2 separate regions of the Mus musculus genome follow, and region 1 is linked to region 2. Evidence: chromatin loops called from intact Hi-C (ENCODE). Cell type or tissue: heart. All regions are shown on one strand. Links, peaks and the distances in the headings refer to the core of each region. The heading gives the core; the rest is flanking DNA. Region 1 holds the start of Bloc1s3 (biogenesis of lysosomal organelles complex-1, subunit 3). Region 2 holds the start of Mark4 (MAP/microtubule affinity regulating kinase 4).

Region 1 (15,691 bases), core at 3,757-11,756, 49 kb before region 2:
CCCTATGGGGTCAAGATAATAGCAGACGGGTGCCAAGTCCACCGTTCCAAGCCATCAGGAACCTGGCCAGGGTATGAGATGTCCCACTGGGTCTTATGCCCACTTCTTCTCTTAGAGGTACCTCAGGGATGCAGGCTGGGCATATGATTCCATTCATGTTACCTGTCTCTGGGCCTCAAATTTCATGTCACATACAGCTTGGTAATCTTGCTCCCCTTCCCAGCACTGATGAGGGGCCAAGGATGCGGAAGCCCCAAAGCCTACACCACATTTAAGGGAAACAACCCCCCCCCCCAGTAACTTACAGGCGGGCAGGGATGCCACGGAGGCGGTGACCAGGCTCTGGAAGCCCAGTGTATGGAGGGCGCCGCACAGAAGGCCGCAGGTGAAGGCCAGGAACTGGGGTGGGGGTGGGGGACAGAACACTGTGAGAAGAGGGAAGCCAGGCCCCAGCCCCACGAGCGGCCTAGCAGGGGTGGGTAGATGGGCATGTCCCGTCCCTCACCCAATACCTTGGGGGCTTCCTCTAGATACTGTGGCCCCGAGCCCATGGTGACAAGGAGGGGGAAGCTGTTGTCCTGCAGCACATAGGTCCCCTGGCAACAAAAAAAGAGCCAGAGGGCAGGGAAGGACCCCAGTATACCCACAAACCCAGCATTCAATCCTTTGGGCGCATGTGGAACACCCTGTCATTGGCATGTGGGCCATGTGGCATTAGGAAGCCGTCCCTGCCTGGTAAGGTGCTGGGAGAGGCCCAATCTCTGGCTCTTGATGTGGTGGCGGGAATGAGCACAGTGTGGGTATTCAGTGGGGACTACTGGGACTTGCCTGGTCGAGCCCACTAGCTGACTGTGCAGGGGTCACTCCTGAGGGGCAGGCTGAAGTTGAAGAAACAGCCCTGCCACCCACTGCAGTCCTGTCCTCCCTTAGGGGCTCCAAGGAGAAGGGTAGGTGCTAATGTCAGTCTAGGGTTCTTGCCTCCTACGTCCCCAGTGGGCCCTTGTGGAGGTTCCAGTGCCCCTAAGCTGGAAGCCAGGTGCCGGAGCTGGGCTCGCACACCCACCTGGTGGTTGGTGCGGAGTCCGTCCATGTGCTTCTGGAACATGGCGGCCCACAGATCTCTGCACAGGAACTTGAGGGCATCTAACTCCTCCCTAAAGGCCGGTGTCTCCAGGGGCAGCCTGCATGAGGATGCGGAACAAAGCCTGGCCCACACGGTACATGCGTGGGCCCGTGAAATCTTCCCCACCCTTGGTCTTGTCAGCAGGAACCCCAACGTCAGGTCTGCCCACTCTCCCAAGCAGCAGAGGAAGGCAGGTGGGGCTGGCTCTCACCTCTCACCCAGAGCCTGGCCCACGCGGAAGCCCAGGCCCTCCAGGACGGACAGGCTCCTCCTCTTTCCCTGGAAGGCCAAGAAAGGGAGGCTCAGGAGGCCACACAGGCCTCTTCCCCATGCTCGGTTCTCTGGGCCAGGAAAGCTCAGCTTCCAGATCCTTCTATCAGATCCCTGGAGGCAGTGCTGCTCTCCTGCCCAGGTTGAAGGCTGAGTCCCTCAGCCCAGTCCCTTTTGCCTGTCCCAACCCCATGCTGTCCCTGTGAGATTGGGGTCCAGCTGCCAAGTTCACCTAGGAATGCCCTTTGCCTTCAGCCTGGAGGCAGTGGCAGGGGGTAGAGGATTGGACAGTGGGGGTGGGGTGGGGAGGAGTGAGGGGGGTGGATCGACAACTAAGGCCAGCTGGACTTCAGAAGGGTTAAGAAGCTGTCTAGTGCCGGGCAGTGGTGGCACACACCTTTAATCCCAGCACTTGGGAGGCAGAGGCAGGCTGATTTCTGAGTTTGAGGCCAGCCTGGTCTACAAAATGCCCTGTTTCGAAAAAATTAAAAAAAAAAAAAAAAAAAGAAGCTGCCTAGTGCCACTGCAGGCAGACCTGTCACCTGCCATTGCCACTCTCTGGGAGGCTGCGGAAGGAAGATCATGGGTGCCTAACTACAGAGAGTATTTGTGGCCAGCATGGGCAACAAGGCCAAAACGTATCTTTAAAAAAAAAAAAAAAAATCACAAGACTCTAGGCTATCCCTATAATCCCAACATCAGGGAGTCGGAGGTGGGAGGACCCGGGGCATGTGGTCAACCAGAGTGAGCGGAAGCCAGGCTGGGCTCTGTCTCACACAATGGCAGAAAGGGGTTCAATAGTAAGGGATTCACCTAGTAGTACACCCGAGACCTTGCATTCAGTCCAGCATCGGCACACCAAGTTCAAAGGAAATGCCAGCTCAGGGGGGGGGGGCTGGGTGAAAGGCATCTACATTTCAAATCAAGGTGTAAGCCACAAAGTGGTGCAGGCCCTTGAGTGCTGTGCTTAGGGGGCTGAGGCAGATAAATCACAAACTGGAAGCCAGCGGGGACGACAAACTGAGACCTCCCAGCACTCTGGGATGGATGGACTACTAAGGCCAGCTTGGTCTACATAGTGAGTTCCAGGACAGCTAGAACTTCAAAATACAGAAACTCTGTCTTGAAAAAAATAAAATTAAAAAAAAAAAAAGTCAAAGCAAGCCGGCAAAATGGCTCAGTGGTAAAGATGTTAGCTCCCAAGCCTGAAGACCCAAGTTGCATTCTGGGGTCTCACACGGTAGGAGAGAAGTGACCATCAGAAGTAGTCCTCTGGCCACGTGTGGTGGCGCACGCCTTTAATTCCAGCACCCAGGACGCAGAGCAGATGGTTCTGAGTTTGAGACCAGCCTGGTCTACAGAGTGAGTTCCAGGACAGCCAGGGCTACACAGAGAAACCCTGCCTCATTGACAACAAGCTGCCCCTGACCTTCACATTCATGCTGTGGCCCATTCCCTACAAAATAAATGAATGTAATCAAAGTCCTCACATCACTGAGGAGCCAGGCCTCTCCCAAACAGGCAGAGACGAGGCTTCCCCTAGGAAGATGGTGAGGGGGGCTGTGGAGGAGGAAGGGGCTGGCTTTGATGGTAGATCATGTGAAGAAGACAGACAAGGATGCAAGTGCACGCACGCGGGCACACCCCCACCCCCCACATGACTTACAGGGCAGCACCTGGGAAACCCCTGTTGAATCAGTCGCTTTGTGCTGGTGTTATCTAGTGTTCTGAGTGCTTGGGTTGAGATACACCCTGATACTTCCCACATGTAGCGAGTCCATCAGCAAGATGGGGTGGGACTAAATGTCTGTGTCTTAGTTTCTTTTTTTTTTTTTTTTTTTCTTTTTTTTTTAAAGATTTATTTATTTATTATATGTAAGTACACTGTAGCTGTCTTCAGACACTCCAGAAGAGGGCGTCAGATCTTGTTACAGATGGTTGTGAGCCACCATGTGGTTGCTGGGATTTGAACTCTGGACCTTCGGAAGAGCAGTCGGGTGCTCTTACCCACTGAGCCATCTCACCAGCCCCGTGTCTTAGTTTCTTTGTGTGCAAAAGGAAGGCAGCCCTGTCCCTTGGGATCCTCAGGGGAAGTCAAGCCATAAATCACTTTGTCTTATTGTGATACTCTGTACAGCATCTGTGTCCATCAGAGCAGGTGACAACCCCTGGCCAACGTGACACCATTAGCTGGAGAAAGAACCCCATTAAGGAGGTGGCTGTGTTCCAAGGATCTAGAACCTAGAATTGCCTGGCGTTGGGCGAGCCTGGGGTACCTGGGGGCCACTGCTTCCCTCAGAGTTCACACCAGCTCTATCACAAAGCTCTATCGCCTGTGTCCATGTTCCCTACTGTGACAAACAAGGAAAGTCCAACTCTCCGTGGCTCAAGCTGTTTCAATGTTCCCCAGAAGTTCTACTGCAAGAGGGTAGATGTCTGCCCAGCTCTTGTGCTGACTAAGGCTTATTATAAATATAAAAGTGTCTTCTATCTGGAACCCCCAATTAATATTAAATATTTAACACAACAGTGACAGAGACACAGAAGGTGCCAGCCAAGAGAGCAGAGGGGCCTGAAGGGTCGTCAGAAGCTCAAGTCTCCTTCCACAGACTCAACACTCCCTGGGGTGGACATCCTGGACTGTGACCTGGATACAGCGGCCTCACTTTCCCACACGGGCACTACCTCCTCACAGTGATGGTGACAGAGACACAGCTGAGGTCAGTGCTGGCCTCCCTCTGCCTGTCCCTGGGCAAGGATCAATTAAGTATCTGCTGACCTGAAAGGACTGGAGTGGCAGGGTCAGGGGTGAGAGGACAATAGAATGCAGGGGGGGGGAAGGCAGGGACGGTGGGCAGAGGAAGAAGCCCCTACCCCAGACATCTTACTGACATGGGGACAGCAGAGCCTCCAAAGGTTCTTGGATATTTTGAGTCTCTTATATTCCTGGAGGAGACAAAGCAGGGACCCTACTGACCCCTAAGAGCAGAGTGGCCAGTCACTCTGTTTCTAGGGCTGACCGGTAGGATCATGATCACGTGATCATGGGTGGGAAAACCAGGCAATATATAAAGAGAGCATGCTGGGAGAAATGTGATCTGTGCTGGGACATGTGACATACAATAAAAAGCAAAGATCAGGGCCAGGCAGTGTTGGCGCACGCCTTTAATCCTAGCACTCAGGAGGCAGAGGCAGGCGGATTTCTGAGTTCTAGGCCAGCCTGGTCTACAGAGTGAGTTCCAGGACAGCCAGGGCTACACAAGAGAAGCCCTGTCTCGAAAAGAAAAAAAAAAAAAAAAAGCAACGATCAGTTGGGTCAGGCAGGCCTCTACCCAGGGACGAATTCTGGAGGCGAGGGGCTGAGTATATTTTTTTGATTCTCCCCGGGGCCTGTGAAGATTCCAAAACCCCAGTCCTGAAAATCCAAGACAAGTCATTTGCCTCAGGTGTTGTTCTAAAGACCTGAGCACTTGACCTCTACAGGTAAAATTGCAAAAGTCCTTTTATGAAATGAAGTGTTTACATAATAGCCCACACACATTCTCCCACAGATCTTGCTTTATTTTGTTGTGTTAAGGATAAAACCTAGCTCATCCCTGTGCCATTCTAAGCAGGTGCTATTTTGCTGAGCCACACCCACAACTCCTCACTGAAGGATTCTAGGCAGGGGCTCTACCACTGAACTACAACCCCAGCCCCTCACTGGGGGATTCTAGGCAGGAGCTGCACTGCTGAGCCAAACCCTAGCTTTCTTATAGACTATAAATCCTTTCTAGATGATTATAATGCTAATACAATGTAATTACTATATAGTTATACCATACTGTTTAGAAAAAAATTTTAAAGTTTGTAAATAATCACTAGAGACGTATTAATTAACTAAATTAACTAAAACGACATCTCTGCATCCAATTCCAGCCCTTGGGAAGTGCAGGCAGCAGGATCGCATGTGTGAGAGTGGAACAGTATATAAGTGAGATGAGATATCCTTTGTTGTTTTTTTTTTTTTTTTTTTTTAAGACACGGTTTCTCTGTATAGCCCTGGCTGTCCTGGAATTCACTCTATAGACTAGGCTGGCCTCAAACTCAAAAATCCGCCTGCCTCTGCCTCCCAAGTGCTGGGATTAAAGGCGTGCGCCACCACTGATGCAGCACTCTGGGATGCAGAGGCTGACTGTACCACACTGGAGGCGCAATGTGCAAACCAGACACGGGAGGGCCCATAATCCTAGTACTTTTCAGGCAGAGGCAGGAGGATCACCAGAAGCCAGCTTGGGTCATACAGTGAAAACCTGCTTCAAGAGTCGGGTTGGCGTAGGGATACTCAGGGAAGAAAAGAGAGAGCAGAGCAGTCTCTGCAGCAGGTCTTGAACTCCCACACAGTCATGGAAGTTCAAACTGCCATGTAGCCTATAAAATCAGGGAGGCAGCCGGGCGTGGTGGCACACGCCTTTAATCCCAGCACTTGGGAGGCAGAGGCAGGTGAATTTCTGAGTTGAGGCTAGCCTGGTCTACAGAGTGAGTTCCAGGACAGCCAGGGCTACACAGAGAAACCCTGTTTCGAACCCCCCCACCCCCACCCTCCCAAAAAATCAGGGAGGCTCCTGAGACCTGATGATCGGGCCACACTCCCACTAACTCTATTACCTCAGCTGTAGGGCCCCCAGTACGGACACAGTCGGTGGCAGCAGTTAGGAGCTACGAGGAGAGCCCTGGGCAAGCTCATATCTGTGCAGGCTCACAGAAAGCTATTTTAATCTCTTTATTAGAGTCAAGGTGACACAGAGCAGAGAGGAAGCAGGCTCCCTCCTTCCCAGAGCATGTGCCTCTGCACAAAGCAGCTTCTTCATGACCTCCCTAGGATGAGAAGGAAGACAATGGGAGGTGGATGGGAGTATGACACACAGGAAGGCACAAAGGAACACATAAGTGGTGGTAACTATTATTGATTACAATATTTCAGTGATCCCAGCGCCACCTTCCACATTACCGGGTGGGGTCTTTACTCATTACAGGGGCAAATCCATACTAAAAAACTCACTGTGTGCTGGGGTGTAGCGCGATCAGCACGCACTTTATCCAGCACACAGGCAGAGGGGACAGATGAGACCGGGTATGGTTGAGGGTGCATTTTCTAAGGAGGAAACGGAAGGATAGGAAGATTAAAGATGTTGAGTTGCATACTAAGTGGGTGGTGAGGCGAGCCCTCATCTGAGCCCAATAACAGCCAATTACCCTAATTATCAACGGCGCCCCAGGACGAGGCCTAGAACTGAGCGCCTTGACCCAAGTCATCTCGCTCCGCCTCAGCAATGACCTGCCATAAGGCTCGATCACACCCCACTTCTCCACCCCGAGGCCACGGCGTGCCGCTCACCCCCGAGCCTGGGTCCGGGTCCGGGGCCCACAGCTCCGCCACCATCTCGGTGTGCAGAAACTCGAATAGCACCGCGTCCGCCATACGCCGCCTCGCGACCCTCACGCCTGGCCAACGCTTCCGGCTCCCATTGGTCAGCTCGGGAGGTAGGCCCGATCTGATTGGTGATCCTATTTAGCTCCGCCTGCTTCTTGAAAGCCAGGAGGCGGGTCCACCGAGCCCCTTCCTTGGCCGCGCTGTTAACATCTTCCGCCCTTTCTTCGCTTCCCTCCCTGCTCCCGAGTCTTCGGACATCCAATTGGCTGAGTCTCTGATTCCTGTGAGGGTCCAAGATTAAAAAAAATAAATTTACGCGTCAAACGGAATTTTCCTAAATACATAAGCAAATAAATAAATAAACCCACACTACGGAAGCGACTTGTCTAACCGCTTTCCTATTGGCCATAACTCGGCTCACGTGACGCTGCGAGAGACCGGCTCACTTCCGCCAGGCAGCGGACCCCTTGGGCTCGGAGCCTCGGAGACCCGGTATGGCCTTCCTTCCGGGACTCTGGTGTCGGTGGCTCTTGTTAAGGGTCCCCTCGGGCGGCTGTCCTTTCTGTTTGCCCTGGTGCCTATTGCGGCCAAGTGCTCGCTGGCCAGGAGGACAGTGGAGGGTGTGGCCTGTGCTGGTGGGACTCTGGGAACTCTTGGTTACAAAGCTTTTAAAACTTACTTTATTATTGTCAGTATTATTTTGAGACAAGTTCTCACTATGTATGTAATGTTGGATGGCCTGGCACTATTGAGGATCAGGCTGATCTCGAACTCACAGAGATCTTCCTGCCTCTCCTCCGGTGCTGGGAATTAAAGTCATTATTATTATTTTATATTAGTTAATGTATATATACGCGTGCGTCTCTAGCACGCGTGTAGAGCTCAGAGGACAACTGTACGGGCCTCAGTTCGCTTCTTCCACCATGTGGGTCCCTGGGTTCGAACTCTTGGCGTCAGGTTTGATTGCAAGTGCCTTTTCCCAGCTGAGCCATCTCGTGTGACCTAGTTCTAAGGCTTTGCCTGGACGGTCCTTGATGTCCCCGGTGTGCACACAAATGATACAGAGGTGCACAATTCCAACCCATGTGTACACGAGGAAACTGAGGCCCAAGTCAGGACTCGCTGGGGATGGCGGTGAAGGGGCTGGGACTCGGGACCTCACGTCCGCTCAATTCCTCTTCTCCAGCTCCGTGCCATGGAGTCATCCCAGGGTCGGCGGAGAAGGCCGGGGACAGTGGTACCTGGGGAAGCTGCGGAGACCGACTCGGAGCTGTCTGCATCCTCGTCCGAGGAGGAACTATACCTGGGTCCCTCGGGCCCTACGCGCGGCCGTCCCACGGGGCTGCGTGTGGCCGGGGAGGCGGCGGAGACCGACTCGGAGCCTGAGCCCGAGCCCACGGTTGTGCCGGTCGACCTGCCCCCGCTCGTGGTGCAGCGCGATCCGGCGGAGACTTGGGGCACGGAGGAGACCCCTGCCATGGCGCCTGCGCGCTCGCTGCTGCAGCTCCGGTTGGCTGAGAGCCAGACGCGCCTGGACCACGACGTAGCGGCTGCGGTGAGCGGCGTGTACCGCCGTGCGGGTCGCGATGTGGCCGCCCTGGCGGGGAGGCTGGCGGCTGCTCAGGCCACCGGGCTGGCAGCCGCCCACAGCGTGCGCCTGGCGCGCGGGGACCTCTGCGCGCTCGCCGAGCGCCTGGATATCGTGGCTGGCTGTCGCTTGCTGCCGGACATACGAGGGGTCCCTGGTATGGAGCCCGAGCAGGACCCGGGACCTAGAGCCTAGGCTGTCACTCTGTGTCCCCCCACCTGACTCTGCCTCTTGGTGAACATTCGTACCACCTGTGGCATCTGACTCTGTTTTTGTTCCTGGATCACCGAGGCCTCCAATGCGTGGTAGCATTTGATCAATGCCGACAGAAGCCGAATCCTCGCATCTTCTTTGATATTCTTAGCACAATTCCGGGCTCCCCAACCCAGGTTCTGTGGCTATCAAGTAGCTTAGCCCCTATCCATTCTGGTCCTGTTTCCTAAATTCAGCTTTACTCTTGGGCAAAGCCAGAGGTTTGCTTTCTTTTGTTGAGCCTTTCTGAATTTAGGCTTTGGGGGGTAGTGGTGTCTCTCTAGTTTACATCCCTAAATGATGATCACTCCTGACCCGAGGATACCTTCCTCTTACACATATCCCTCTTACCGACCGCTGTGGCCAAATGCAGACCAACCTAGGGCCTGGGTAGTAACCCTAATTCTTAGGCCTTTGTGTCAGGGGCAGCGCCTCCTGGTGTTTTGATCGCTATAGAGACATGACACCACAAATACAAATCTACCACTCACTGTGTCTCTTTCTGGATGCTAAAAGGACTTGGATTCTGACCTCTATGGGCCTCGAGGATAACAGGTTCTTTTTGCCTCTTTGGGTTTGGCTCTTTGGGTGTCTTTTTGGCCACTCCTTTTGTCTCTGTCTTAATGAGGATTCAGTGACCTTATGTGGAAGGGAGCTCGGGTGGTGGGGTGAGACTGTAGCTCAGTGGTGTCGTGTACGCTTAGTGTGGGCGGCCCTGGGTTCAATTCCTAGGACCACCCTGCTTCAAAAGAAACAAACAAGCACATTCTTTGTTTGTTTGTTTTGTTTTTGTTTTGTTTTTTGAGACAGGGTTTCTCTGTGTAGTCCTGGCTGTCCTGGAACTCACTTTGTAGACCAGGCTGGCCTCAAACTCAGAAATTCACCTGCTTCTGCCTCCCAAGTGCTGGGATTAAAGGCGTGTGCCACCACTGCCCGGTCAAACTAGAACATTCTTAGATGCCTGTGTCCCCTTTAAAAATTTACCCAGGGTGGGGGGTGGGGTGGGGCTGGAAAGTAGAGGTCCTGAGTTCAAACCCCAGAAACCACATGGTGGCTCACAACCATCTGTATTGAGATCTGATGCCCTCTTCTGGTGTGTCTGAAGACAGCTACAATGTACTTATATATAATAAATAAATTATTAAAAAATTTACCCTCTTGATTCTAACTATCAGCTGATATGCTATTTTGTTTTTACATCAACTAGAGTCAGGGTTTTTATTGGTAATTAGGCGTGGAGATTGGGGATTTAGCTCAGGGTTACAGCTCTTGCCTAGCAAGTGCAAGGCCCTGGGTTTGGTCCTCAGCTCAAAAAACAAAACAAAACCTCAAAAAAATCCAACCAAACCCCTCCCCTCCTCAAAAACAAAACATGTAACTGGTGCATGTCAGGCAGTGGTGGCACACACCTCAGTCCCAGCACTGGCTGGGCAGAGGCAGGCAGATCTGAGCTTGAGGCCAGCTTGGTCTGTAGAGCAAGTTCCAGAACAGCCAGGGCTACCCAGAGAAATCCTGTCTCAGTTTTAAAAAAGGAAAAAAATTGTGTGCACATATGTGTGTGCTTGCAGGTATGTTTACCCAGTATGTGTGCTGTATACAGGTGTGCCTATATGTTCAGGTGTGTCCATGTGTGTGTGTAAGCACGTGTGCTTGCATGTGTGTAGAGCTTCCTGTGTATAAACAGGTGTGTCTGCATGCATGCAGGTGTGACTGTATTGTGGGCTCAGGTGTGCCTGGATGTGCAGATCTGTCTGCAGATGTCAGGAGCTGTGTATGTGCATGTAAGGGCCTGTATGTGACAGGTGATGTGCAAGGCTGTCCTCTCCCGAAGCTCTGCTGTGCCGCTGGCACAAGGCCACCACAGAAAGGACTTGTTGACCTTTGAGTTCCCTAGAAGAAGGGGGTATAAGGAGGCTGTGCCACCTCACCTGAGGGTCCAGCCACTCTTCACAAGCACTTGTTTACAACTCTGCCCTAACTCCACCTGTGTCAGGGACTGGGTAGATGTACACAGACCAAGAAAGGACAGAGAGGGGGCTCCATGTACACAGCCACACACAAGCCATCCCTACTGCATGCATACCTTCCAGTAGGGCTGCTCCTGCTCTTAACCCCACACTCTTGCTCCATAAAGCATGGGACCTTGAAAGGTACCATGGTCCCCGGCTGAGCTAAGGCTAGAAGCCGAGGAGAGCCTGAAGGGACCTAAGGAGGTTTACCTGCTCCAGGGCACCAGGCCTGTCACTAGCAGCAGCCCCACCCCCATAGATTTGTGACCATCAGTCATGTAAGGGGAACGCCCAAGCCCCTCCACTCGTAAAGGCTGTGACCTGTGGTCAAGTAGGCACAAGACAGATCTCCATTTTTAACAAGGTTCCTAAAGGCCTGGAGGATGTAGCCAGTAAGCTTTCCTTCCCAGACATTCCTCCCTGCATCCACTTTCCGTCATGACAATAAATGCCTCAACAGTCCTCCTGCATTCCTAGTGCTGGATTGATTATGGGCGTGACCCATCCCTCTGGGAGATAGACAAAACCCAGGGTACTCGGTTGGTCAAGAACAAAGGTGAGGGTCCTGAGAAAATGGTTCAGTGGCTAAGAGCTCTTGCTTTGGACACAGGTGAAGCTGGGGTCCAATCCCCAAGAACAAAGGCAGGCACAGCTGCGCATGCCTGGAACCCAAATTGGGGGTGACAGAGACAGGAAGATCCTGAGAGCTTGCTGGCCAACCAGCCTAGCAGAAAAGGCAAGTGTCCAATTCAGTGGGACCCCCATCTCAAAACAGCAAGGCAGTGCAGGGTAACAGAAGAGGACACTCAGCAGCCAGCCCTGACATCCACATGCACACACGCACATACAGAGGTTGAGGCTGGACAGGGTGAGGACCTGCGTGGATCCAGGCCACAGGCAGAACCCCTTATCAGTGCAGGAATGTAGCTGGGGCTACAGGTTAGGGGTAGTACTAGGTGGGGACAGGGGTGGGGTTGAGAGCCCAAACCCTCCCACTTCTATCCCTTCTGCTCAAAATGCTTGCCAACTTCCTCTGGTACTTGGAGATCTTCTATCAGAGGCCCCGAGGTAGCCCCATCTGTGCAGGTGGCAGCCCCATGCCAATCTCCTGCGTGGGCACAGTGTCTCTGAGTTGATCTTCCTTGGGTGGCTTCAGTGACCCAGCATGCCTCGCTTGCACAGTGAACACAGCAAGCACCCTAGGCATGTCTGTAGATTCCAGGGTGTGATTAAGCCAGGACCAGGTGATATTAAAGTTCCCAGCTGCTCCCTGGCTCTCTGCTGCCCTCTGTTGGAAATCCAGAGAAGACACACTGTTGTTGCCTGTGGGAAAATCCGTTTACCTTGAGCCTAGTTCTGACCCTTCAGAGTCTCTGGTTCCATTTTTTCAAAAATTACTTACCCAGGGTGGGAGACAGTACTGCCACCTGGAGCTTGTGGATGATCTAAATTTTTATTGGAATATATTTTGGAGGGGGCGAGGGCAGGGTCTCATGTATCCCAGGCTGGCCAGGAACTCCCTGGGGAGAACCTTTAGATCCTTGTCATTTACGCCTGTTTTCTGGAATTATAGACCTGTGCTGTGCCACCACAAGTCTTGGTTTGTTTTATTTTTATTACATCATACACACACACACACACACACACACACACACATATATATATATATATCACATATCACATGCATACATAACATAACGATGTGTATATACTCCATCTACATGCATATATATATATATATATATATATATATTTTTTTTTTTTCTGATGCAGGATTTGTCTGTATAGCCCTGGCTGTCCTGGAACTCACTCTGTAGACCAGGCTGGCCTCGAACTCAGAAATCCACCTGCCTCTGCCTCCCGAGTGCTGGGATTAAAGGCATGCAACACCATGCCCGGCCTATGTTTGTTTGTTTGTTTGTTTTTGAGACAGGGTTTCTCTGAGTAGCCCTGGCTATCCTGGAACTCAATATGTAGACCAGGCTAGCGTGGAACTTAGAGATCTACCTGCCTTTTCCTCCTGAGTGGTAGGTTTCGAGGTGGCACAACCATACCCAGCCTTATTTTAGTTTTTAAAATGTTCTCTGTGTGGTGTTTTGTGAGTGTGTGTGTGTTCCACATGCATGCCTGATGCCTGAGGAGACCAGAAAAGGATATCAGATCCCCTGAGACTGGTGTTACAGAGGTTGTGAACGTCTATGGTCATGGTGGGACTCAAACCAGTGTCCTTTGGAAGAGCAGCCAGTGCTCTTAATTGCTGAGTCGTCTCTCCAGCCCTAGGAGGATACATTGTCTTTTAAAATCATTTTACTGAGTGCACTGAGAGCAGCAGCTGGAGACAACTACACAACTGTCTGTTTTTTGTTTTTGTTTTTGTTTTTGTTTTGTTTTTCGAGACAGGGTTTCTCTGTATAGCCCTGGCTGTCCTGGCACTCACTTTGTAGACCAGGCTGGCCTCGAACTCAGAAATCTGCCTGCCTCTGCCTCCCGAGTGCTGGGATTAAAGGCGTGCACCACCACGCCCGGCTCTGTCTATTTTTTTAAAAGATTAGTGTGTGTGTGTTTGTGTCTATGTATGTATCCTGTTTCTGTATGTGCTATTGTCTCTGTGTCTGTGTGTATGTGTGTGCTTGTGTGTTGCTATATGTATGTGTTTGTGTGTATGTGTGTGTTTGTGCATATATGTGTGTTTATGTGTGTGAGTGTGTATAGTGTGTGTGTGGTGTGTGTGTGTGTGTGTGTGTGTGTGTGTGTGTGTGAGTGATTGTGTATGTACTCTTCTTGTGCCACAGTGCGTGGATAGAGAGCAGAAGACAACCTTGGGTGTTGGTTCTTGATTTCTACCTTGTTTTCGACAGGGTCTCTAGTTTGCTGCTGCGGACATCAGGTTAGCTGAGCCAAAAGTCTCTGGGGATTCTCAGGTCTCACCACCACAGTATTCCTCACTCCTCAGGGATGCGGATGCCCTGGGCCTGACTTTATGTGGGTTCCTGGGAGGAGTCAAACTCAGGTCCTCACGCTATGACTCACCCCCTAGGGCCTTGGTTCTGACCTTCTAGGTGCTCCATCTGTGACTGATCAGAGATGACCCACAGGGACATAGCAGTGACTCACACAGAGCAGGGGAACCTCAGGACATGGAGGCCACAGTCTCTGTTCTCTGACTCGGGGCCTCCCTCAAGGACATCTCCCTCTTGACCCTGCCTCAGCACCTGAGTGCTGGGTAACAGGCGTGAGTTTCTCAGTAAATAATCAATCTTGTATAAAAGAGATTAAGTAATTGGAAGACTGAATATGGTTTGTGTTTCTTCACTGGGTTGCCGTGTCTTGGGCTCCCCCATTCCCATCTGGTAGCTTTTTCCTCCTGCCCTAGGCCTTCCTGTGGCATTCCACGGGCTGTAGCTGCGGATATGTTCCTGAACCTTCGGTATGTCTGAATATCCTATTTTGTCTCCTGCTTTAATTGGGTTATCGAGATGGTTCTCTAAGTAAAGGTGCCTGCCAGCACTCGGGCCTGAGTTGAGTCCTCGGGTCCCACATGGCGGAAGCTGAGAACCGACTCTTGCTCTCTGACCTTTGCTCTACATGTGCATGCACGCATGCACACATGCAAACAAACAAACAAAAAGAAAATGTAACACAAATATTTAAAGGCCAAATTTGGAAGACCGAGAGACAGAAAAAAAAAAAGCAAGCCATGGCTCTACATACGCTCTATAAGATTGCAATATCATGAAGTATTTTCTCTTACCAGAGCGGAAATCAAAACCAAGAGGATATTTCAAAACACCGCAAGTATTTGGGAAGTAAACAGCCCAGAGGTCAAAAAGGAAGTTTTAAAAAAAATTATATAAAACTAAATGAGAAAGAAAATAGGAAGTGGGGGGCACGGGGTGAGATGGCTCAGTGGGGGAGAGGGCTTGCTTGGGGGGGAAGAGACAGCTTGGTGGGGTGGGAGGTATGATACTGCTGAGGGCTGAGGGGGAAGGGGTGTTGAGATGGTTTGGTGGAGGGTGTGGTGGAGGGGTTGGAGGAGGGTTTGAGATGACTTGAGTGGGGGAGGGGGAGTTGAGAAGGGTAGATGGGGCTGGGAGACCTTTTGTGGGGTGAGAAGGGGGGCTGAGACAGCTCAATGGGGGGGCTCCTACAGCGGGGGAAGGGGGTGAGACAGGCTTGGTGGGGGCAGCATTGATGGGTAAAGGCACAGCCAGACCTGATGCTGAGGGTTTGATGCCTGGGACCCACGTGATGAAGAGACCTGGCCACAGGAAATCATCTCTGACCGCAGCCTATAGGGAATGAATAAGTAAGTGAAACACAAAACAGAGCCAAAGCCAGGCACTGAAGTTCATGCTTATGATCCCCACACTTGAAAGGTTCGAGGCCAGCCTCAGCTGGGTATGGGTCATCAAAGTCCTCAATTCAAGCATACCTCCCAGAGCTGAGAGGTGGGCTAGCCCTCCTTCCAACTGTGTGCTGTAGGGCTCAGGGAGTGTCGTTAGGGTTCTGTGCGTTTAAACAGTGACATACCCACCCCCACCCCCTCATATAGGAAATTGGGGAATACTCTAGATCAAAACAGGAAGGCTGGGGCTGGAAAGATGACTCAGCAGTTAAGAGCACTGACTGCTCTTCCAGAGGTCCTGAGTTCAAGTCCCAGCAACCACGTGATGGCTCACAACCATCAGTAATGGGATCTGATGCCCTCTTCTGGTGTGTCTTTTTTTTTTTTTTTAAAGATTTATTATTATACATAAGTACACTATAGCTGTCTTCAGACTTGCCAGAAGAGGGAGTCAGATCTCATTACGAGTGGTTGTGAGCCACTATGTGGTTTCTGGGATTTGAACTCTGTACCTTCGAAAGAAGCAGTCAGTGCTCTTACCCACTGAGCCATCTCGCCAGCCCCCGTGGTGTGTCTTTAGATAATGGCAGTGTATTCACATATATAACAACAGAAACAAACAAACAAACAAACAAAACAAACCAACAACAGCAAAAAACAAACAAAACAAAACAAAAAAAAGTCCCAGGAA
Region 2 (15,691 bases), core at 2,878-10,877:
AAAGTAGAAGGTCTGAATGAACTACAGAAGCTTTTCTGACCTCTACCTGCGCAATGTGGCCATGTGAGGCCATGCTGCACACAAACAAACAGTAATGAAATTGGGTCGCTCCCTCCCTTCTTCCCTCTCTCCCATCCTCCCTCCCAGTAACTGCTCTAATATCCCCACAAACTACTTCCATCCCCGAAACTGCTGGATCCAACTGAATCTAGTCCTGCCCAGGCTTTATCTGCCACTCACTCAACCGGTCTAATCCCCACTCCCAGAGCTGGCTCTGGTACCCATCAAACTGTTCCCAACATATTCCCAGCATACTCCCAAACTGGCAGCAGCATTTACCCCAAACCTCCCCCCCCTTCCCTTTCCTGGCTCCGACACCTCCCTCTGCAACCTGGCTCCGACATCCTGCCCTCTCCAACGCCCTCCACTGCCTCCCGGTGCCCAGGCCCCTGACTCACTTCCGAGCCTAGAGCAAGCCCCCAGCCTCCCGCTTCTGCAGGATGTCTAGGCCACCAGCGTTTCCCTCTCCAGGCCCCTCCTCCTCTTCCTCGCTGCCAGCCTTTCCCCAAACCCTCCTCCTCAGAATTCCTGACACCCCCAAGCCCCCAGCATGGAGCCGGGTGTGGTGGCGCAGCCTCCTGTAATCCCAGTCCCCGGAGGCTGGGGCCGGAGGACCACATGCTTTTGAGATTTTTGAGGCCCAGGTTTCAAGTGAGACCCCGTATACAGACAATCTCTAAATGCGAAGATTATGCCTTTAATCCTGGCAACTCCGGAGGTCAACCTGAGTCACGTGAGATCAAAACATCAAAAGCCAAGGCAGGGGACGAGGCTCAGTTGGTAGAGTACTTGTCTGGCTTGCAAGAAACCCTGGCTTCCCACCCCAGCAGCCATGCAGGGCTGCAATCCACACACTGGGGAGAGGGAGGGCAGGACCAGAGCGTCAGTATAGTCTTTGGGTATATAGAAATTTGACACCAGACTGAGCAACGTGAGACTCTGTGGGAATTTTGTTTTCTTAGTTTTTCTAGACAGAGTTTCTCTTGTAACCTTCAGTGTTCTGGAACTCACTCTGTAGACCAGGCTAGCCCTGAACTCACAGATCCACTCACCTCTGCCTCTTGAGAGCTGGGATTAAAGTGTGCACCACCACTGCCTAGCTGAAAAATTATTAAAAAAAAAAAAAGTCCTAAGGTCCATGTTCGAAAACTGATCCTTTTAGGTTACACATCCTTGAGCCTGACTCTGACATCAGCATCACCAGCCGGGGCAGCCTTCATATCCTATCCTAGCCTCTCTTGATCACTCTCTCTCTCTCTCTTTATTTTAATTAATTAATTAATTTTGTATGTGGGCACACAAGCCATGGTCGGTATGTGGGGTTCAGATGTGAACTTGCAATCGTCGGTCCTCTCTGCCTTGTGGGTCACAGTGACTGGATCCAGCTCTTCAGGGCAGCAAGCATCTACCTGCTGAGCCATCTTGATAGCCCTTCCTTTCTATTTAATTAATTAATTAATTAGTTAATTAATTAATTAATGGAGACAGAGTCTCAATCCCTAATCCAAGCTTGTTCAAACCGGCCAGCCTCCTGCCTCAGCCTCCGCTCCTTAGTGCTGGCCCTGCAGGTGTGAGGAGCCTGTGTGTGTGTGTGTGTGTGTGTGTGTGTGTGTGTGTGTGTGTGTGTGTGTGTGGCTTTCTGGTAGCTGCAACCCTCCTCACTGGAGGCAGCCAGGCACTGGCTGCCCACCCCACGGGGGTGTCCCCATCCAGTGTCAGAGTGTCAGAGTGCATTAGACCTAACATCCCCATCTCCCTCAGCCAGGAGTGGACCCCATCTCTACAAGTCCTTCCTACCTCTCTGGATCCCAGAGCCCCAGTCCCTGCCGCCGCCGCTTCACCGCAGCACTCACCAAACCCAGCCTTCAGCCTGCATCTGCTCACCCAGCCCTCCTGCCTCCAGAGTTCTGGGTTCTGATGAGGTGTCCCATCTTTGGAAGAAGTTGGGGGCATGCTTTCTTCACCCCGACACTCACCTTCTGTCTGTGCCTGTCCTTCTGTCCCCTCTTGCTGTCCAGTCCCCAGACTACTTGGGCCAGGACTGCTGAGAGCTTGGATCTAGGGGGGGGGGGGTTGGAGGAGGACAATTTCCTGTCAGGAAGCCCCTCCCTCTCTGGGGCCAGGGGCTGGAAGGCCCCATTATCTGTCTGCCCTTCTAGGCCAGGCTGTGGTTGGGCCCTGCTGTGACAAGGGCCACAGACCCCTCTCCCCGCCCTTACCCCCCCTCCCAGCTTTGCCGGAATCCGCCCGCCCTCCTGCCTGCTTTTCACGCCTCCCAAGGTAACAACATCATCCTGTGTGCCCAGGGGAGACACCCTGAGCTGGACAGGGGCCCACAGCTGAGCTCTGGAGTAATGGAGGTGTGGATAGGGTCTCAAGGGAGCATGTGTTCCTCTTGTATCCTCTGCTGGGGGACAGGATTCAAAGGAAACTCCACTGGTCCCAGAGGCTGGATTGAGGACCCAGTGGGGTAGCCCTGTCATGGCTTTTAAAATGTAGCTCTCGGCCAGTGGGGCGGTGGTGGCTCATGCCTTTAATCCCAGCACTGGGGAAGCTGAGGTAGGTGGCATCTCTGAGGCCAGCCTGGTCTACAGAATGAATTCCAGAACAGCCAGTGACTCATAGCAAGATTCTATCACTCCTCTGCCTCTGTCCCCCACTGTGGGCCAGTCTCCCAGGGACCTAGCTGTATTGTATCATAACCACAGAGCACCTTCCATCAGATGATAGACTCAACTGCACGTGCATGCTCTCCTTTTTTCTCCTTTTGAGACGGGGCCTCATTATGTAGCCCAGGCTGGCCTAGAACTCACAAAGATCCTGCCTCCCAAGTGCTGGGATTGAAGGCTTAGGCCACCTTGCCTGACTCTTCTTTGCATGTATGTGTTGGGGGTGCCGGGGAATTGAACTCAGGGCCCTGTGCACGATGGTCATGTGCTCTGCCATGATACTACTTCCCAGTCAATCCTTTACAGATTCCCCAACCCGCCCACTCCAATGAAGGTGCAGCAGATCTGACTTTTTTTTAAGTGTATTATTTATTTATTTATGTTTGTGAGTGACTACAAGTATTGCGTGCATGCAGTGCCCAAGCCCACTAGAAGGAGACAGATCCCCTGGAACTGGAGTTGGGTGGTTGTCCACTGCCCCGTGGTTGCTGAGAATTGAACCCTGGTCCACTGCAGAAGCAGCCAGTGCTCCTAACCACTGCTCAGTTCCGTTCTCCAGCTTCACATTCATACTTTTATGCCTTTCGGTTTAATGGATCTTTATGCACTCCCAGGGTTGCAGCAGAAAGTGCTAACATCCGATTCCAGAACATCTCGGTCTCCTTGAAGCGAACTCATGGGCTACAGCAGTGTCCCCCCACCCCCACCCCCCCACCCCCCCCCACCCCCCCGCTTCTCCTTTCCAAAGTCCCAGGAAGCCAGGAATCCAGGGTTCTTGGTTTCTCCACTAAGTCTCCCGCTTTTGAACATTTCGTAGGAACTATATTGCTCGGTGTGACCTTTTGTTTCTGGTTCCTTTTACGAAATGTAACATTTTCAAGCTCCATACACTTTGTAAGCCTCAGTCTCCACCCCTTGGAAATGAAGTTTCATTGGAAAGGGGAACAGAAAGACCCTGAGTAAGTAGAAAGGCAACCATCTGCCCCCTGGTGGTGTATGTGAGTACTGCAGCTGTCAGAGCGGGACCATTCCACTTCAGGGACCCTTTCTTACCCTACAAAGCTCCTAGAAACACACTCAGAGCTCTTCCCTTAATATTTTCTAGATCCCACGTTAATTTGTTTATTTTTTTAAGCAGGGTCTCACTATACAGCCAAGGCTACTCTAATAAAACTGTTGACCAGGCTGGCCTCAAACTTAGAGGTCTGCTTACCTCTGCCTCCCAAATGCTGGGATGCCAGACATGTTATCAGCCTGGTTTGAAGCATTTTATCTACACATGCACTGTGGTTTAAAGTTACACCTTGACTGTACTATTACTGAGAAAAAAGAAATCACTGCAGTTAAGAGATGAGGGTTCGCCGGGCGTGGTGGCGCATGCCTTTAATCCCAGCACTCGGGAGGCAGAGGCAGGCAGATTTCTGAGTTCGAGGCCAGTCTGGTCTACAGACTGAGTTCCAGGACAGCCATGGCTACACAGAGAAACTCTGTCTCCAAAAAAAAAAAAAAAAAAAAAAAAAAGGAAAGAGAGAGAGAGAGGAGAGGAGAGGGGGGGTTTCAAATTCCTTAGCACTTGTGAGTCTGAGACAGGCGGATTGAAAGTTGGAGGTGAGACCACACCAAGGATCTCACATAAACAAGTTCAGTATTTGGGGAGCTGAGACAAGAGGTTGGCCTGAAGTCCAAGGTCAGTCTGGGTTACAGAATGACACCCTGTCTCAAAAAACACTTACTTGGCAGGGGAGTTAGAGTGATCAAAAAGGTGGATTTCTCAGGGCCAGGGTTCTCTGGATTGTTGAGCCCTCAGTTTCCCCACTGTGGAAGTGACTGCATAATCTGTGGTAGAGGAGTCTGTGTTCTCCAGTTAAAACAAAAGAAAAACAAACAATTCCCAGAACCAGAGACAACTGGGTGTGGTGCTCACACCTGCAGTCTCAGCCCTCCCTGAGGTGGAGGCAGGAGGATCAAGGCCAACCTCAATAGGAGAGCTTCCAGGAGGCCTGGGTTACATGATAACCAGTCTCAAATCAATTAATGCATAGGGTTGGCTGCGGAGGTGGGGTGAAGGCTCTTGCCTTTGAGGCTGGTGACCCAAGTTTGATCCTGGGGACCCACAGAGAGAGGAGACAGTTGACTTCCAAAACCTGTTCCCTCACCATCACACACATGCCCTGCTCCCCAAAATTAATAAATTGTTCAAGTATAATAAATAATCTGAGCTCTGCCACACTTACTCTCACTTTGGGCCTTTTCTTTACTTTTATAGCTTTTATGTTTACTTATGTTTTTGGGTGTTCTGCCTCGTGTGTGTGTGTGTGTGTGTGTGTGTGTGTGTGTGTGTGTACATGCACATAGTCACTGGGGAAGCCAGAAGAGGGTGTCAGGTCCCATAGACCTGCAGTTACAGATGGTTGTGAGCCACCATGTATGTGTGTGTGGGGGGTGGGGAGGGCTGGGAACTGAACCCAGGTCCTCTGGAAGAGTAGCCAGTGTTCCTAACTGCTGAGCCATTTCTCCAGCACCCACCCCCTCCCCCTGCCAATTTTTAATACAATTTGCTTAATTACATGTTTGCATAATTTAACTTTTAAAAATGTTCGTGCTTAATAGCTAGTCCTATGATCAGCTTGCTTGAGCTAGCTAGCACATGTCTGTTAACCTCTGTCTCTTTTGGCTTTCATTCTGTCTGGCAGGGTCTCATGTAGACCAGGCTAGTCTTGGACTCACTATGTACTTAAGGATGATCTAGAACTTCAGTCCTTCCAGGACCACTATGCCTGCAACGTCTAATTTTCACAAAGGGAAACTGAGGCTCAGGGAGAATTTCTAAGACAGCAAGACAATGGGCTCTGGACCAGGGTGATGCACTCCCTACACACACACACACACACAAGGCACTGTGTGTTCTCAGCACAGCCCTCTCCCCTCCCCCTCCAGTCTGTTTGCCCCTGCAAGTCAACACCTGTCTGGGCTTCCAGCTAGCCAGAGAGGCAACTGAGGCTCTCTCTCCTTCATTGTACAGACTGAGAAAGTGAGACCAGCCGGGGCTGCGGGTTATCTACCCTTACCCCACCAGGGGCTGAAGTTCAGGATGTCCTTGAACCCAGGGACTGGCTTCAATTTTGGCTTTTGTTTTCTGAGACAGGGTCTTGTTGTGTATGGTCTTGAACTCACAGCAATCCATTATCTCAACCTCCTGAGGGTCCGAATGACAGGTACACAGTTCTCTCTCTCTGTCTCTCTCTGTCTCTCTCTCTCTCTCTCTCTCTCTCTCTCTCTCTCTCTCTCTCTCTCTCTCTCTCTCTCTCTCTCTCTCTCTCTCTCCTTTCTTGCTGCTTCTCCTTTATTCCTGTCCTCGGCAGTCTTCCAGTCCTGGAGTTTCTCTTTGTCTCTTTCGTTCCCTCCCTCCGCCTTGGCATATGATTCTCTCTCCTCTCTCCTCTCTGTCTTTGTATCTGTGTCTCTGTCTCTCAGTCTCTGTGTGTCTGAGTGCCTCTGTGTCTCCCTGTCTCTGTCCCCTTTCTGTCCGTCCCTTTGTCTCTGTCCTTGGCTTCTCTGTCCCTCTTTGTGACTCTGCTTCTTCCTACCTCGTGTCTGTGTGTCCCCTTTCCCATCTCTCAACATCTCCCTCTGCTCTCTCCTCAGCAACTCTCTGCCCGTGACTCCGAGTCTCCTGTGAGAACTTGCTGGAGACCCGCACGCCCAGACCTGCCTCCGCCTCCAGAACCCCGGAGCCAGCCCAGGCCTGTACCTTTAAGGGCCGGCGGCAGGGGGCGGAGTTTAAACGGACCCCGCCCCTCCCGCCCCTCCCCCTGACGTCCCTTCCTCCCCGGCCCCTTGGTCGCCTCCCTCCGCCGCCGCCCCGGGCCGGCTCCGCGCCCCCTCCCCGGCCCCCGCCCGTGCACCCTCCCGCCTGCCCGCCGCCCAGATGGCGCCCCGGGTTCCCCTTGCACGGGGCCACTAGGACCCTCGGTGTCTTCTCCCCTCCCCCGTCCTGCCCTCTCTTGCTCTCGCTCTGCGAGGACTCGGGCGTCCACGGCGCCCAGCTTTTGAGCTCGCGTCCCCAGGTCGGCTGGGGGGGGGGAGGGGAAGAGAGGGGACCCCGGGATCCCCACCCCCCCCGCCCGGCCGCCCCTGTCCCTTTCCCTTCTGGGACCCCAGAGAAGATGTCTTCGAGGACGGCGCTGGCCCCGGGCAACGATCGAAACTCGGACACGGTGAGTGGGGCCCAGCCCCTTGGGGAGCCCTGCCTGAGTCCAGCCATAGAACCCCTCGCCCTCCCGGACCACTGACCCCGCCAGTCTCGACTCCTTTCCGGGCTCCACAGCCCAGACCAACGCTTCCCATGACTTTGAGGCCTCTCTGCTCCCTCCTCCCCACAGCCCCAGCCCAGCCCGACCCCTAGGGGCGCCCCTGTCTTTGGACTCTTCTCCGGTCCCTCTGCAGAACGCTTCCGCCCGGTCTCTTCCCTCCAGGAAGCCCCCTCCCCTGCCCGCCGGCAGCCCCTCCCTTCCTCGGCTGCCCCGGCTGTCCCCCGCTCGCCCGCTCGCCCGCAGCTTGGCCTCGACTCTTCCCGGATGGCACGGGCCCCTGTTCCCCGAAGCGCAGCCCTGTCTCCCCCCTCCCCCCTCAAGGCTCGACCCAGTCTGGCCCTGTTGTCCTCCCTGCTTCTTGCCGAGTTGGGGTGCTGGTTTCCCCTGCTACCCCTGGCCAGTCCCCAGCTCCGCCTGGGCTCCTGCTAGCTGCCTCCCCCAGGAAGCCAAACGGCACCTGGGCGCAGGGCCCTGCCCGCTTCCTTCAAGGTGTCTCCACTCCCTGGCCTGACCCTGCTGTGCCAGGTTGCCCTGTCCTTGGATCCTAGTCGCCTCTGGGGTCCCCTTGGTGGGACCCGTCCAGTCTTTCTAAGGGAAGCCTTGGCTTCCAACCCTGCGGGCTTCCTCCCATCCAAGACTAGGGTTCCAGGCCCCAGACTAGGCTGACTCTGGTCGCCTCCTGAGGCTCTCCCCAGTCTCACCTCCTCACCCCCTCCTCACACCCCCTGCTAACTCGAGCCCCCTTTCCTTGCTGGATGTTGGGCTTTCTGGAAGAAACCCCCCCTCCTCAGCTTTCTGCCCTCCACAGGCCCTAAGCCTTCCCCTCTCCCTTTACTCTGCCCTGCCTGGGCCTTTAGCCCTGACATCTGGGAGTTTACTGAGCCCAGATCCTCTGGTTCCCATGCCAGGGTCTTCCTCCCCTCACAGCCGAAGGACCCTGCTCCCCTCCCCTGCATTTCCTGTAATTCTGACAGCTTTCCAGGTGTCTAAAAGTCAGCTTACCGATTCCTTTTCCCTTATGCCGGCTCCTCCACCCGCCACCCTCTCACCACCTTCAGCGCAGAGCCCGGCCACACACTTTCTGTTTTTGGACAAGAGTTCCTCTAGGTAGACCAGGCTAGCCTTGAACTCATCAAGATCCACCTACCTCTGTCTCTCGAGTACAGCCTTAGGCCTTTATCTGTGTTTCTAATGCATATGGTAGATATCAGATAACGCCCCCTCTGCCCCTCTCCCCTGTTGGCTTAGGTTTCAAGTTGGAGGTTTCAACCAGGCCAGAGAGGTACATGGTTCCAGAGTCTTGGGTTCGAATGCTGCCTCCATGTGCCAGATTGCATTGTGTCTTCAGGCTATTGGCTCCCCTTCTCTGAGCCTGATTCCGGCCTTGGAAAGTATGTGTGTGTTGGAGGGGTGGGGGGTAACAACTTGAGTCCCGCAAAGAATTACCGGAGACATGTGGGTGAAGGATGGATGGTACATAGGCGGCGCTCATGGCTTTCGGTTGCTGGCATGACTGTGGGTCTGAGTCAGAAGGCGGTGTGTTCCCAACTACAGCTGTCATTAGTTGTCAGGCAAGCTCCCAGAGTCTGCTCCAGCCTCAGTTTCCTTGTAAGTGGGTTGATGGGGACACCTCCCTGACAGGGACTTCTTCAGGTCACATGTTGTGATTATCACTACCTTCATTATTCAAATAAACTCAGATTCACATCACACTACTGTGTGACCTCAGGCCAGTGACCTCGCCTCTCTGAGCCTCTTCCCTGCGTTCCTAAGATTGTTGGGGTGTGGTGGGGGTACTGAGATGGGTAGTTCTGTCCCCTGACTCCAGCCTATGAAGATAACTTTTGTCTTGTCTGGGGTGACGTCAGTCTCTTTCTGTAGTCTGAGTTTGCAGACCCCTCCCTGCTACCTGCTTACTGGGTGATACCCACATAGGGTCACATTCTTCTACACCAACTTCTAGAGCTGCGGAGACCAGGGCCAGCTTCCTTGTGTTCCCTAGCAACAGGCACGGTGTGGTGTTCAGGCACCAGTCGTCTGTCCGTCTGGAGGGATCCGGATCCGGGCCAGCTGGTAGTGCAGGCCAATTTTAGCTTCTGCCCCTGACCCCTGGGGGTTGTGTCATCCCCTGCCCCAGCTACACCCTTGCAGGGGTCCCTCAGCCATGCAGCCTTCAGTGGAGTGCCTTCCTGCATCTGAGGGAGCCCCCTGGCAACACCCAACAGGGGTTCTTCTCCAGGCTCCTAACTCAGCAGGGATCAGAGACCTTATCTTCCCATCTCTACCACCCGCCTGCTGCTCCCCGGGCCCTGAGCCATGAGCTGCGGTGGTGGCATCTGGGAGGATCAACACTCAGGAGCCTGAAGGGCTTTCCCTGCTTGAGCCTTGGGGAAACCTTCCAAGTCTGGGCTTGAGAATGGTCACTGTGGCTGGACCCACAGGAGCTGGGGAACAAGTGTCATAAGCCGGGGACAGGTGAGGGGTAGAGTACCAGTCTTGGGTAATCTTATTCTTTTTATTGGCTGGGCAAGGGGCCATACCATAGGCCGGGGATCTGCCCACAGTATCCACAGCACAGTACTGAGAGTTAAAGCCAAGGTTTCCCACATGCTAGGCAGGGGCTCTACCACTGAGCCATGCCCCCAGACCCTCACTGGGAGATTCTAGGCAGGGGCTCTACCACTGAGCCACACCCCCAGCCCCTCACTGGGGGATTCTAGGCAGGGGCTCTACCACTGAGCCACGCCCCCAGCCCCTCACTGGGGATTCTAGGCAGGGGCTCTACCACTGAGCCACGCCCCCAGCCCCTCACTGGGGATTCTAGGCAGGGGCTCTACCACTGAGCCACGCCCCAGCCCCTAATTAACAAGTCATCAGTTCTTTTACTTGTCTCTGAGGCAGCATCTCCCTGAGTTGCTCAGGCTGTCCTTGAACCCACTCCATTGTTCAGACAGACCTTGAATTTAAGGTTGTCTCTGCTTCCCAAGTAGCTGGGATGCCATGCCTGGTGGCCATGTCCTTGTGAGGAAGCTGGGTGCATGCGGCTGGCACCTATCTATCTCAGCCTTTCTTTCTCCCTCGTCTGCAGGGGTTCAGGACCTTCCTCACTGGGCTCTGTTGGGAGCTGAGTGTAGGTGAGGGGCCAGTTTATACAAGACCTGGCCGATGGTATCATCCTCTGCGTGAAAGCTGCATGGCAAGCAGGGGTGGTGGAGTGGAAGGCAGTGAGCTCAGCTACTTGGGAAACTGAGGCAGGAGGATTTCAAGTTTTCAAGACCTTATCTCAAAATTCAAATTAAAGTGAGGGCTGGGAGGTGGGACTGGGAGACAGCTCACTGGGTAAAAAGTGCTTACTGTGCCAGTATGAAGACCTGGGTTCAGATTCCAGCACCCACGTAAAAGCTGGGCATGGCGGAACATGCCTGTAACCCCAGCATTGGGTGGGGGGTGGGGCAATTAGAGATAGGCTGATAACAGGCGCTTGGGACCAGCCTGTCTAGCTGACATGGCAATCTCTGGGTTCAGTGAAGAGGGTGTGTTTCAGTGGAGGGTAATAGAGGAAAATGCCCAAAACTAACATTTGACCTCTATAGGTGAGCATACCTGCACACGCATACATATACAAAAAAGAAGTGGGTATTGGAGGCATAATGCAGTGATACAGCCCCTGCCTAGAATCTCCCAGTGAGGGGCTGGGGACGTGGCTCAGTGGTGGAGCCCCTGCCTAGAATCCCCCAGTGAGGGGCTGGGGGCGTGGCTCAGTGGTGGAGCCCCTGCCTAGAATCCCCCAGTGAGGAGCTGGGGGCATGGCTCAGTGGTGGAGCCCCTGCCTAGAATTCCCCAGGGAGGGGCTGGGGGCGTGGCTCAGTGGTAGAGCCCCTGCCTAGAATCCCCCAGTGAGGGTCTGGGGGGTGTGGCTCAGTGGAGGAGCCCCTGCCTAGAATCCCTCAATGAGGGGCTGGGGCATGGCTTAGTGGAGGAGCATTTCTCTAGTATGCGAGAACTGCACATAAAAAAGACACCACCGATCCCAGCACTTGGGAGGAGAGGCAGGGGCCAGCCTGGTCTACAGAGTGAGTTTCAGGACAGCCATGGCTACACAGAGAAACCCTGTCTCGAAAAACCAAAAAAAAACAAAAAACAAAAACAAGAAGACAGAAACAGGTGTAGAAGCATGAAGTCAGTCCGGTGTGATACTTACAAGGAATGTCTGTTTGCTGAAATGGCTGCGTTCAGATCTCAGCTCTATGCCTCAGTTTCCCCTGCCTGTAGAATAAGGCTTTTTTTGGCTTTCCATGCTTGTGAAATGCAGGTCACCAAGCTGGGCATGGTGGCGCAGGCTGTGGGACGGCCTGGCACAGCTTCCTTGCCACAGGTAGCCCAGGCCTTGGTTCGCTGACTGTCCAGCCTTCTCCCTTCCTCCCTGTCATGTGTCCTGTTTTTCCTCAGCCATGAGGAGGACACGGAGGGAGATCAACCAGAGCCTCTGGCTCTCAGAGCTGCAGCCAAGAAAGGAAGGCCCAGTCCCTGGAGGGTCCCAATCAGGACAGGGCAGCTGGCCTGTGCAGGTCACCTCATTGGGGAGGCTGAGGAGGGACAGGCCAGCAGGAACAGAGGAGTTGATGGCGTGGGAGATGGCAGGGCCGGTCGCGTGTCACTGTCAGGACGAAACAGTGTTTCGTGGAGAGGTGGACAGAGTGGCCGGGGCGAGAGGACAGGGCTGGATAAAGAGTTCTGCTGTTTGCTGGTGAATCTGGGGCAATGGTGATGTGCGAACAGTGCCCCCCAATCCTTGGCGTATGATCTAAGACCTCCCAGAAGCTCCCAGGTGTGGCAGCTCCCAAGCTCTGTTTCTTTCTTCCCCTGTAAACGTGAGCCGATGAGGGTGGTTCCAAATTAGGGTCAAGCTGGGCATGGTGGCGCAGACCTGCCATTTTTGCACTTGGGAGACTGAGGCAGGAGTATGAGGAATCCAGGGCCAGCCTGGGCTACATGAGATCCTGTCTCATCTGTGACATAAATCCTGACATACATGTGAGTCCAGCCTTGCGAGGCTGAGGCAGGAGAATTGTTACATATTCTGGCCCAGCTTGGGCTCCAGAGTGAGATCAGAATCTAAACATTAAAACTAAGAAGCTGGGCGTGGTGGCGCACGCCTTTAATCCCAGCACTTGGGAGGCAGAGGCAGGTGGATTTCTAAGTTCGAGGCCAGCCTGGTCTACAGAGTGAGTTCCAGGACAGCCAGGGCTATACAGAGAAACCCTGTCTCGAAAAACCAAAAAAAAAAAAAAAAAAAAAACTAAGTAAATCTGTCAATAAATAGGACACCACAGGAGATTAACAACGTGCTGAAATAGAGGAAGACTAATGACAGGGAGGTTAAGGCCATCTTCTGTTACATGTTAAATTCAAGGCCAGCCTGGGCTACATAAGGCCCTGTCTAAAAAACAAGCAAACAAACAAACAAACAAACAAACAAAACAAAAAGCCAAAACTCAATAAAAGGAAAAACATTGCTAAACTGCACTGTAACATTTTCAAACCATGCAAAACTGGGACGTTGGTATTGAGGAGACCACTGTAAGATGTCGAGATGGCCAGCTGGGCATGAGGAGGCACATGTGCACAGGAAGTAAAGTTGAGGGGCTGGAAGGCCAGGTGTGACACAGGCCTGAAATCCCAACATTGGGTTGGCCAGTGTGGGGGTATCAGGAGTTCAAGGTTATCCTTAGCTACATATTAAGTTTGAGGGCAGCCTGCGCTACTTGAGACCCTTTCCTACCCTGCCCATTAGCCCACCCTAAGAAAATTAGATTTGGGGCTGGCCCAGGGCATCGGCAGATGAGCCAGCGTGTTGGGATTTGTGCTCACCAGGATGGGGTATTGGACCTGCATGAAGGGTGACACTCACTGAAGGTTGAGGTCAGCATTCTAAAGAAGAATGTGGCCTGGAGATGCTGGCAGACAGGCACATCTGAGACCTTGGTGGTCCATCTCAGAGGTCCCCATTGTGTGTACTGCTAGGGACAGAAACTGGGGACAGAACCCTGAGTCTTGTGCCAAGGAGCCAAGTGCTCCACCCACCACCAAGAATGTTCCCCAGCCCTTGGTTCTCCTTGAGACTGGACGATGTGGAGCCCAGTGTGGTCCACAGTTATCATCCCAGCTATTGAGAAGTGGAGCCAAGAAGGTGGAGTGTTAAGGCTGCCCTCAGCTACACAGTCAGTTCAAAGCCAACCTGGGCTTCAAAAGGGCCTGTCTCAAGGAGAGAAAAGGAGTAGCTTGCTCTGTAGCCCAGGCTGGAACTCTGTGTGGTGGAGGACGGTCTTATGCTCCTGATCCCCCTGCCTCGATTTACAAGTGTGAGCCACGCCTGGTTTATTTGGTGTTAGGAAGGGACCCAAGGCAGCGGCAGCCCCTGTGGGAGACCTTTGTGGGATGAGGCGGACCTAAAGGATGCCCATTCCTTGGCCCAAGTTTGCAAAAGGACTCTAGGGCACAGTGGCCAGAGCTCCAGAGAGCCACCCTGGCCCCAGGGTGTCACTGCAGTGGGAAGGGACAGGGGTGGCTCACATGTTTCTCTCCACACAGCATGGCACATTGGGCAGTGGACGATCTTCGGACAAAGGGCCGTCCTGGTCCAGCCGTTCCCTGGGTGCCCGTTGCCGGAACTCTATCGCTTCCTGCCCTGAGGAACAACCCCATGTGGGCAACTATAGGCTGCTAAGGACCATCGGGAAGGGCAACTTCGCCAAAGTCAAGCTGGCTCGGCATATCCTCACGGGCCGGGAGGTGAGTGGGAGTGACCGAGGGGCTGAGGTTTGTGGCCGGGGGGGAGGCGGGAGATCACGAGGCAAGATGTGATGTGAGGTCAAGGGTAGACCTGGCTGGCCTTTTTACCTCAGAAAATTACCCAACTTGCTCAGAACTTAGAGGTGGTTTTGATACATAATCTCTGTGTAGCCCTCGCTTCCCTAGAGCTTGCTCTCTAGATCAGGCCGGCCTCAGTCTCAGAGATCTCCCTGCAGTGCCCACAGAGGCCAGAAGGCCTCAGAGGTGTTGGAGCTGTAACAGGCACTTGTGAGCTGTCTGACATGGGTGCCGGGAACCAAGCACGGTCCCATAGAAAAGTGCTCGAAGGCTTAAGTGCTGAGCCATCTCTCCATCCTCTGCGTGCTCACAACTTTCCAGAATAGTCCCAGTAGGAAAAGAAAACCAGTTAGAGGGTCCTTGAATTGTTGGGAAGTCCTAGGTCACCGGTGTTGCCTTCCTGCCTGCCTTCCTCTTTGGGTTTTGTGTATTTTTATTGTGTTTTTTGTTTGTTTGTTTACTGGGTGAGAGAGAGAGAGAGAGAGAGACCAGAGTAGGACATCAGATGTCTTTGGTTTCCACCGGTTTGCCTTGTGATGGGTTCATCTCTTCTTGTGATGGGAGCTTGTGGCTTCAGCGAGGTTGCCTGGGCAACAAGCACAGCATCTCCATCCCTGCCCTGCTTCCCATCCCAGTGCTGGATTCTGAGCTCTTGTGACCATGTCTAGCTTTCTTAACAAGAGTGCTGAGAGGTAGAACTTAGTCCCTAGAGCTTACAGTAGGTAGTTTACCTTAGCTCCAGCCTGCCCACTTCCTTCCTTTCCACAGTTATTTTACTGGTTAATTTTGTTATTTGATAGTTTCATATATGTATATAATATACTATGTTTGCTTGGTGTTTGTTTGTTTTGTGGCTGTGTTGTTGTAAGACAGGGTCTCACTATATAGTGCTGGGAAACCTGGAAATTGCCAGGCAGACCAGGCTGGCTTTTGAACACCCAGAGATCTGCCTGCCTCTGCCTCCTGAATGCTGGGATTAAAGGTGCCACCATGCCTTGATTGTTATTTTAAACCAATTTTTTAAATATAATTTATTTTTATTTTACATTCATTGGTGTTTGCTTCCGTGTCTGTGTGAGTGTGTCAGAAGCCCTGAAATAGGAGCTACAGACAGGTGTGAGCTGCCATGTGGATGCTGGGAATTGAACCCAAGTCCTCTGGAAGAGCAGCCAGTGCTCTTAATCACTGAGCCATCTCTCCAGAGCCTGTTTGTGTTTTAAGAAACAAGTCTGACTGTGTAGCCTCAGACTCTCATCCTCTTCTCTCTGCTTCCTGACTCTGGATTCCGTGTATGCAGCACGCTGGTACCTATTCCATATTTTCTGTATTTATTTGGCCACAAAAGCAGTAGGTCTACAGTACAGAGCGTGCCTAGAATCCCCCAGGGAGAGGCTGGGGGTGTGGCTCAGTGGTAGAGGGGTTTCCTCCCTGGCTTGTACAAGGGCTTGAGTTTGGTGCTCAGGAACACAAGACAACCCAGAACTCTTAAGAACTAGATATGGTGGCACATGCTTTTAATCCCAGCATTCAGGATGGAGGTGGGAGGATCTTTGTGAGTTTAGAGGCCAGCTTGGTCTATCTAGTGAGTTCCAGTCCATTTAAAAATCAAAGCAAAACAAACCTTCAGAGTCAGAACGGCAGGCTGCTATTACTCATCAGTGTAAATACAAATGAAAACCCTTTCCTTTTTTGAGATAGGATTTTGCTAGATTGACTAAGGCTCAAATCAAAACTCGTTTTGTTCCCATTTTTCTCCATTCATTTATTTTGGGAGTGTGC

The links. Hi-C counts contacts between places; a loop is a spot of excess contacts. Peaks named below come from ENCODE experiments on the same cell type or tissue, not always from the same donor. Only the 100,000 strongest peaks of a DNase experiment are listed, where the experiment ranks them.
Region 1: a loop joins it to region 2, with 2.5 times the contacts of the local background. A loop is called at or near these places in 11 of 42 quality-filtered maps.

The regions. Positions count from the first base shown.
Region 1 is chr7:19,499,912-19,515,602 of GRCm38, reverse strand. Bloc1s3 (biogenesis of lysosomal organelles complex-1, subunit 3) reads left to right here and starts at 7,233. Exons shown (of 2, transcript NM_177692.4): 1 at 7,233-7,298; 2 at 7,993-9,799. The coding sequence starts at 8,002. The coding sequence ends at 8,589. It overlaps Trappc6a (trafficking protein particle complex 6A), which reads right to left and starts at 6,933. Exons shown (of 6, transcript NM_025960.4): 1 at 6,771-6,933; 2 at 1,335-1,402; 3 at 1,064-1,181; 4 at 513-596; 5 at 306-399. The coding sequence starts at 6,854. In heart, for the core only: CTCF peaks have their summits at 6,832 and 9,074 (motif pointing left); DNase peaks (open chromatin) are centred at 6,942, 7,242, 8,122 and 11,734; H3K4me3 peaks cover 3,562 bases; H3K27ac peaks cover 3,256 bases.
Region 2 is chr7:19,449,699-19,465,389 of GRCm38, reverse strand. Mark4 (MAP/microtubule affinity regulating kinase 4) reads left to right here and starts at 6,547. Exons shown (of 17, transcript NM_172279.2): 1 at 6,547-6,946; 2 at 13,634-13,834. The coding sequence starts at 6,896. It overlaps Exoc3l2 (exocyst complex component 3-like 2), which reads right to left and starts at 2,103. Exons shown (of 12, transcript NM_001370800.1): 1 at 2,037-2,103. It also overlaps the pseudogene Gm23099. In heart, for the core only: CTCF peaks have their summits at 3,726 (motif pointing left), 6,478 and 7,075; DNase peaks (open chromatin) are centred at 3,689, 5,719, 6,629 and 7,259; H3K4me3 peaks cover 3,135 bases; H3K27ac peaks cover 2,256 bases.